Regions from separate parts of the Homo sapiens genome. Here regions 1 and 3 are each linked to region 2. A link is a contact called in ENCODE Hi-C or POLR2A ChIA-PET data. All regions are on one chromosome and are shown on one strand. Each heading gives the region's core, a stretch centred on a gene start or an enhancer-like site at or near the end of the contact. The rest is flanking DNA. Distances are from core to core; before and after follow the strand shown.

Region 1 (2,700 bases), core at 25-2,524, 140 kb before region 2:
CTCAGGAAGTGCTGATGGCAACGCATGTGGAGTTTCAGGCTGAAGTGGCGTGAGGAAGTAAAAGGGCACAGCTGGCACTGAAAGGTCTCTCCCCGATCCTGGTGCTGATGAACCTGACGGAGAAGCAAGAAGAATGAGCTAGCCACCGTGCATTTATGGAAAATGCCTTGCTGTAGATCCAGACTATTCATCAATCATTTCCTCACCGTGCAAAGGGCTGGCCTTTGTACTGCAGAGCATTTCACTATGGGGCTCCAGGTAATGAGGCCAATCCCTAAACATAAAGTGGGTCCACATAGGTTAAGAGTCCATTATTAGGGCCATGCTCACAACTGAGGATGCAGCCGGCCAACGGATGCTATTTTGGGTAGCATCCCACTATTCTAGTCATCTGATCTCAGTTGATGTCTTCAGAGAAAATATTATAAACCCAGCACAATCCAAACTTACAAAATTACTAGTTGGGGATCAAAAGAGGTAACCTGTCAAGTAATTCCTCTCACAATAATGATACTTTGCATTCATCCAATTTTTTGTTAGTTATGTTCTGCAAACATAATTTCAGTTTTCAAAATGCTGCTCTTAGGTAATTAAGAATGTAGAAAATAATGTCTCCAGGGTATTCCCGTTTCAAAGACAGAGAAATTGAGGCCCCAGAATAAATGGATTGAGCGAAATTACATACAAAAAAAAAAAACAAAGTAGGAGAAAAACCAAGGTCTGACCCTCACCAAGTATTCTGAGCAAGAGGAAACCAATTTTTCCAAACGTGGCTATAATATCATGCTCCAGATTCTGACGTCTGCAATGAAAGAATGCAGACTTTTAAATCCAGTTCCAGTCTTGCATGCACATGATACCTGTAAAAATTGGGAGAAACTTTTTCTTCCTGTCACTACCAAATTTAGTGCTTAAAAAAGTGAGGAAATCATTGCATTGGCCTGAGCCAGGCTTTGAGCTGGCAGGTGCTCATAAGCTTGTAACTTCCCCATTTATCTCTGCCAATGCACTTTAGTGCTGACCTGCTACACTCTGCTATTTCAGGACTGGTCCTCCCTTAAGTAGAACTGCCAATTGTGTAGATGTGGGCCAAATGATTTGGGGAGCTGTGTGATCTGAACAAACAAGTGAGTGATTGGAACCCAAAAGCAAAACAAAACTGACACCTCCTCTTTTAGGGGTGACCTAAGCAGGACTCGAACCCAGGTCTCACCAAGGTTAAAGGCTCATGCGTTAATCCGCTGCACCACCTGGCCCCTCTCGGTAGGTTTCCTTTCCAAGAGAGCAAGTTTTACAACAGCTGTTTATGCATTCTGAATGCAATCCAAAAGCATTATTCACCAGCCAAAACATACTTTTAAATAATGTTAAGTGACCAACAAAAGCAAAGAAATTAAAAGTTAATGGTGAGATCCTGTCGCTACAGCACCCCACTGTGGCTTTTTGAAAAAAACAACAGAAGAGATTCTGGGTCCCCCAAAGCACGAGTTTCTTAACAGAAATAGCCATATACACTTAAACTCAGTTAGGCAAAGTCCTGATCATGGAAAGGCTTTCCCTCTGCTGGGGTGGAGTGCTGGGGGTGGGGAAACACACTGATTGTCACCAGCTGTTAACATCACCCCTTTCTGTTCTTTCACAACAAAAGGATTTCACTAGGAGCTGACCATTTCATTGCTTTCTCACAGAATCCCCACCATCTCCTCCGACCAATTCACGCAGAAGCAGGCACCTTGGGGACCTCAGGTCACAGTCCCATGGGACCCTGACCGGTGCTGCCAAAAGCATGCCCTGGAACCAGGTGATAAAGGTCACGAGTTAGAGAGCTTCCATTGTCCCTGAGAGCAGTGCAGTGGGGCAGATCCATTTCAGAAGTGTCCTTACATCTACTGACCCAGGAGAGGAGGGGAGCTAATCCAAGAACAGAAGCTCCGGAAGCAGCTTCTGGAAGAAGGAAAAGGACAGAGCACAAGCCCAAGTTCTAAAATCAAAAGGGAGTCCTGGATTAAAAACCGTCTATGTGCATGTATTTTATGTGACTTCTTTTTCACCAGATCCTGGCCTTGTTATATTTAGTTATGGACAAATTAGTGAAGCTTTAAAGGAAAAACAGTGGGTATTTTGTTGACTTTTGCACTTAACAATTTTTTTTGAGCTACAACTTCCCAAAAGGACTATATATCACATTTGGCCTTTGAGAGAAGTATTAGCTCTATCCTCTGACTGCAGTTTTTCCCCCTTCTCTCCTGACATTCGAGCACTTTTCTGTCATAATTTTTATTCTCTTTAGCTTGACATTTGCTTTAAAGATCTTCTTAGTCTACTAAAATGAAGACATGCTTCTCTAAAGCACGTCATTCTCTCCAGGCCATGTTTAGGGGCTCACCTATCCTCTGGTCATTTCACACAAACAACCCATATCAGGTGCTGTTACATCATTAGGGCCATCTCTTCACCATTGGGGCCATTTCTTGGTAGCAGTTGGATGCTTGGGTTGTGGTATTTCAGAGCTTGGGGAAATTTTGGGAAACCTCTACTCCATCCCCCACTAGGGGGACAGGTGAGGGCCTTCATGAGAAGTTAGAGCTCCTTAAATGGCAGACCTGAGGCTACTAGAACTCAGTACCCTGACTCTCGGTCAGTTTCCTGCTAATACTTCACCAGTGTTCTTTATCTTAGCAGTCTTCCTCACCTTTTCTG
Region 2 (2,700 bases), core at 172-2,671:
ACAGGTTTAATTTTATCAGGTAAGAATGGCTTGAAGTGAGGTTACCAACCTTTACCTTTTACCTCAGTAGTTTCTCAGTGAGAAGAACAGACCCAGGGAACTTTTTGACATAAGAGTGATAGGCTCTGCCCCCAAAGCTCCAGTGCTCAGAGCTAGAGACTTCCACTTGGGCTTGAGCTAAAATGCTGGCCTTTGATATCTCATCCAGACTGAAGATAGGGCAGAGCCAACGTGACTTGCTTGCCTGCATGCACTATGAGAAACTGGAGCAGAAGGAAAGCAAAAGGAAGCCTGCTGAGGAGCTGAGGTACGAGGGCCCCGAGACTGGGCAGGCCAATCAAAGAAGGTGAAAGAGTGTGCACAAGCAATGCCCCGACTCCATCACCCCACCTTCTGATATGTAAAGCCAAGTGGTTGGTATGCTGTCTTGAGTCAGATTAGCTACTCTTACCCTGGTGAGAGAAGAATGAAAGGAGGGACAGAGAGACAGCATGCGTCAGTTCACATGTTCCCTAAAATGGTCTGCAAGTTGGATGGGGGGAAGTTCTCTCATCTGGAGCCTGAGGTGGAAATATGGGAAGAAGAATAACAATGTCTACAAAAGGGCAAGCACTGCTCTTGGCCAGGAGATGGGTATCTTTGACCAAGATGCAATTTTTTTTCCCTGAGCTGTTCTTAGATTGACTCATCAGCTTGCTCTGGAACCCCATAAAGGCAGGAGCAGAATTTGTTCATGCTCTTAGCACAGTGCTTAGCAAACTCTCAATGTATGTATGGAATACCTGCTTTTACTTCTCCTTTTTCTTCTTTCATGGTGTCGAACCGTACCTTAAATTGACTATTATTCCTTTAGTTGTTTTATTTTCCTCAATCAGATTACTAGGTTCAACATGACGACTTTGCACATCTCTGCTCCATACAATATGTATTGATTTTGTTGTTTAGCTCTTGGAGGACAACCTCATTTTCCTTCCTGATACCAAGTTCTTTAGGGACACATTTCCCTATAGCTGTCAAGAACCTGCTGTCTCATTCCCATCCTACAGTCATTTAAGAGCAAAGCCAAAGTTAAGATCTGAGGTCACAGGAAAAAAAAAAAGATGTTATAGGATGTACTGTTTGAACAACTCCTGTTAGATGTTAGTGTTTCACAGAACTCATCAGAGAAACCCAAGTTTTCACAAAACACTACATTTATTTCCACCTCCCACAGCAGTTATCTTGCCCAAGAGAGGAAATTGTTTCCAATTTACACATGGTAAAGGACACCTCCTGAAAATTTCCCTTTGGGGCTAGGAATTTAATCTTACTACTGGGTTAATGCATTTATTTGGGTGGCTTTTTAACCTAAATAAGTGAGCAGTACTTCCTCCCACCATCACTTTCATAATTGCTGTGAAAAGAAGCCCTCGTGGGGGTTGCTGCAGAGACAGCCTGGGGAAACCCCGTGAAGTTAAATGCGCTGCTTGAAAACACAGACACCCGGTTCTAGCTGCTCCAGCCCTGAGCCATTAGATTTGGTCGTCAAGGAGCCCAGCAGGGCAAAGGTCAATTTCTCTTTGCTTTTTTCTTCCACTTCCTGTTCTTCCACTTTTTCCATTGTCTTCTCACAGCTATCCCAGGCTCTCTCCTTCTTTTTCTCTTGTCTTTTCATATTCTCAAAAAACAGGATAACTTTCAAAGCCTTTCCTTTCTTTTCTCACTCTATCCACATCCCCTCGGCTGTTCAAATGCATAGAGTTCACCCTTAAGCTAAGGAGACAGTGCAAATTTTATAGTAAGAATGTAGGCTAAGAAGCCAGACTTCCTGGGGCTGAATCCCAGTTGCTTGGGAGAGTTACTGAATCTCTCAGGACCTCAGTTTCTACATCTATAAAATGGGAATGATACTAGTAGTTCTTATCCTATAAGGTTATTATGAGAGTCAAATCAGTTAATATATGTAACGTGATTAGGAATGTTATGTAACGTATATAAGAGTGTTTGCTGGGAAAAAACAACAACAACATGTCACAAGTGGGTAAGAATGAAAATGGGCTTAGAACAGAGATCACATTCCACCCTCTGTCCCTTTGATTAAGGATAGGGGTTTGGCTGCATCTGCTTTTCTTCCCCTAAAATATCCACGTATTCTAAAACTCTGAGTATGTTTTTTGTGTAAACTGAACATAGTTCAGAACTTTTTTCTCAGCTACCATTTTCTTTTTGGAGAGTGATAAACTTGATCTCTTTTGTGAAGAGCTATTTCTGGCTAGCTTTAACATAATGTTTAAATTAATGACCATTTGTTTATGCCCATGATGTATAAGCTAAACAACTGCCCCTGCATTCTATAATTCCAGTCCCAAGGAAGGGGAAAAAAAATGCCAGGATAGCATGGGGAAGAAAATAGCCATCATCACCAACCCACCAGAAAATCTCCCTCCTCTCATATTCACTCTTTAATTACAGAACTGCATTTATGTACACATTTGGAGAATTACATGTTTATATGTCTTGTCTCCTCTTGATCATAAGGTAGTGTCTGTTCCATCTTATGTATTCTTGGTGCTCAGAACAGTGCTACACTTACCTGTGGGTGTAAAGTACAATTTGCTGACAAACTATAAAGCAATATAAATAGATCATATATTAGACTAGTATTAAAGGTTTTAAAAATAGTCTATTTTAAAAATATAGTTTGTGAAATTTATGAGTTTT
Region 3 (2,700 bases), core at 161-2,660, 200 kb before region 2:
ATGCCTAATTTATAAATTAAACTTTACCATATGTATGCATAGGAAAAAGCATTGTGTATATAGGGTTCAGTACTATCTGAGGTTTCCGGCAACCACTGTGGGTCTTTTTTTCTTTTTTGAGACAGAGTTTTGCTCTTGTTGCCCAGGCTGGAGTGCAATGGCGCAATCTTGGCTCACTGCAACCTCCGCCTCCTGGGTTCAAGCAATTCTCCAGCCTCAGCCTCCCAAGTAGCTGGGATTACAGGCGTGTGCCACCACGCCCGACTAATTTTTGTATTCTTAGTAGAGATGGGATTTTGCCTTGTTGGCCAGGCTGGTCTCGATTTTCTGACCTCATGTGACCCACCTGCCTCGGCCTCCCAAAGTGCTGGGATTACAGGCATGAGCCACCACGCCCTGCCAACCACTGTGGGTCTTGAAACATATTCCCTGTGTGGATAAGGAGGGACTACTGCATTATCCCTATTTTACAGATGTGGAGACTTAGGCACAAAGAAGTTAGGTAGTTGCCCATGCCCATGAGTTGAGCATGATGGCTTCCCCATCTGCACTCTTTCCCGCTCAGCTACACTGCCTTTCGTTGGTCCGTTAACACCTAAGGAATTTATGGACAATAGAGACCCATGAATCCTTGCAACAAATGGAGAAAAGGAAGAGATAGAGAAGGGGGTGATGGAGGGGAGTAGGGACCAGTCGTTTCAGTATAAAGGTACTGAAGGAAGCTGAAAGACTTTTCTATTGAGAAATAGAGCAAGTAAAAATAATTTTTGTCTTTATTTCCCTATAGAAGTTAAGATATGCCCCAATTTCCTAAAACTTGTACCACTCATGGGCCTGGTCAATTTGCAACTCTAAACATTCGCCACTGCTGTACCTACAGCTTCCTAGAGCAAGCCTGTCTCTGCTATTAACTGTAAATGAAGAAGGAAGGGTAAAGAGGTCGTTAGCTGTTTGTAAGCTTCTATTTCGCCAAAGCTGTAAAGCACATGGTGGCACTATGGCTACATACACAACTGTGTATTAATCCTTCTGGTACCCAGATTAGCTTCATGCTTCAGGAAGGAGAAAAAACTAAACTTGCAGCATGCCCTATAGAGCAGAGCTTGCTTCATGGGATTAGATCTCCAATAACACTGGTTATCCTTAACTCTCTGCACAAGGAACTAAGAAAACAGAAGACACTCCATGTGTAACTTTGTCCCATGAAAGTTCATTTTCAGAATGCTGAAATCATATTCCGTAAGTTCTTTTTCTTCTCCTGTGCCAGTGACCGTAAAGTACAGAAGCACATCCGTTCTCAGGTGACACCCAGCTTTGCGGTGGAAAAAGCACTTCAGTAAGGGGTGGTGAGGCTGACACCTCGTTCATGCTGCTCAGTGACTGTCACTGTTGGCAGCGGGCAGCGGAGAGGCAAGTTCCAGGAGGTACCGGACACAGGATGAAGCGGGCTGCATCTTCCCAGGGAGTAAAACAATCCATGAAATGCACTGGACTTTACGACGTGCCCCGAAGCATGTTTGTACTGTCCTCCAACTGGTTACTTCAGCCAGTTACCAACTGTTCCAGAAAAGGAGCCAGTTTGTGAACACCATATAGCCCTTGCTTCTGAATCCTCAGCTGCCTAGACTTCAGTCATTTTATTATGAAAAAGCCCCTCCATCCAGAAAGTAAGCCAAGGAAGTGGAAAAAAGCAAGAAAAGAGGTTTATTTCTGGTTAATATTTTTGGTAAAAAGTTGATAGAGGAGGAGGTGGAAATTAACAGCTAATGGGGAGGGAATCATCACTTATTTTCACTCAACAAAATCATCATCTATCACAACATATTCCCTTTGGCCCGGGTCAAAGACAGGCTAGCTGGAAGACTTACATAATTCATAAATATTCAGTAACTCTTCAGTAGCAGCATCTGGAAGTTGATGGTATGGACATCAAAGAGCCCAAGCCCCCTGTTAATTTCCCTGGGTTTTGAAAATACAATCTTATAAAACTTTTATCTCCTTGAGTTTCTTTTCTGGATACAAGTGAAATGGCTGTGGAAAGTATATTTTGATTTTTCTCCTGTAGAAAATCTAAGGGCTAAGATATGAAGGGGCAGGGGTGTCATAGTGAGTGGACAATTCCAGGCCAGGCATGGGATGTGGGGTCAGCAGCACAGGGCTGAGAAAGGAAAAGACTTACAATAAATAATAAAAGTCCATAAAGGATTATGGCTCTAAATAGTGATACATTTTGCTAAGTGCCTATTGTGACACCAGTATTTCCACCTTTAACACCTGAGGGCCAACAGAGAGTTTTGTCTCATGCAGAAGAGAAGGCTCATCTACTTAAAATCAACCCTCCCCAAGTGCCACCACTGAAACCAAACGTTACAGGGATTCTCATTTTGACAGCAATAACAAAACCAAAAGAAAACAGAAAAGAAGGTGAGTACAGACTGTGAGAGAAAGTTTGGAAAAGACCTTCTTTGGTAATGACACAACAGTTTTAAAGGAGCAATAGAGAAGAAACAGATTTTTTTTCTAAGAGACAGTAACTTTCAAGACTAAACTTGGGAATGACAAATAGAAAAGAAAAAGATTAAATAAAGAAAGACTGCACTGTAATGAGTTTTTACTTGGAACTCAGAAGGGACTAGATAGATCAGGGTGGCATGAAATTCTATTAAATGTAAGAGTTTCTGGCAAATCATCCTAAAGTGA

Evidence for each region. A loop is a pair of places that touch in the nucleus more often than their neighbours do. ChIA-PET counts read pairs that join two places held with the same protein, here RNA polymerase II (POLR2A). Pooled maps may share reads with other maps.
Region 1: a map with no recorded cell type shows a loop between it and region 2 (3-fold over the local background). The contact joins two enhancer-like sites. A Hi-C loop is called at or near these places in 2 of 37 single-sample maps with no recorded cell type and 1 of 50 pooled maps. POLR2A ChIA-PET finds 5 or more read pairs at or near these places in 1 of 52 experiments (MCF 10A).
Region 3: a pooled map shows a loop between it and region 2 (4-fold over the local background). The contact joins two enhancer-like sites. A Hi-C loop is called at or near these places in 3 of 37 single-sample maps with no recorded cell type and 3 of 50 pooled maps.

The regions. Positions count from the first base shown.
Region 1 is chr4:145,886,046-145,888,745 of GRCh38, forward strand. It overlaps ZNF827 (zinc finger protein 827), which reads right to left. Exons shown (of 15, transcript NM_001306215.2): 4 at 1-113. Among named protein-coding and RNA genes, the nearest start is that of ZNF827, 51 kb to the right of the region's middle. RefSeq lists a silencer at 959-1,058. Within about 2 kb of position 1,275, at least 9 of the 41 ENCODE cell types and tissues checked have a DNase peak (open chromatin) inside an H3K27ac peak, as active enhancers do.
Region 2 is chr4:146,028,675-146,031,374 of GRCh38, forward strand. No RefSeq gene overlaps it. Among named protein-coding and RNA genes, the nearest start is that of ZNF827, 91 kb to the left of the region's middle. RefSeq lists an enhancer at 1,553-1,772. Within about 2 kb of position 1,422, at least 4 of the 41 ENCODE cell types and tissues checked have a DNase peak (open chromatin) inside an H3K27ac peak, as active enhancers do.
Region 3 is chr4:145,826,646-145,829,345 of GRCh38, forward strand. All of the region lies in intron 7 of ZNF827 (zinc finger protein 827), which reads right to left. Among named protein-coding and RNA genes, the nearest start is that of ZNF827, 110 kb to the right of the region's middle. Within about 2 kb of position 1,411, at least 5 of the 41 ENCODE cell types and tissues checked have a DNase peak (open chromatin) inside an H3K27ac peak, as active enhancers do.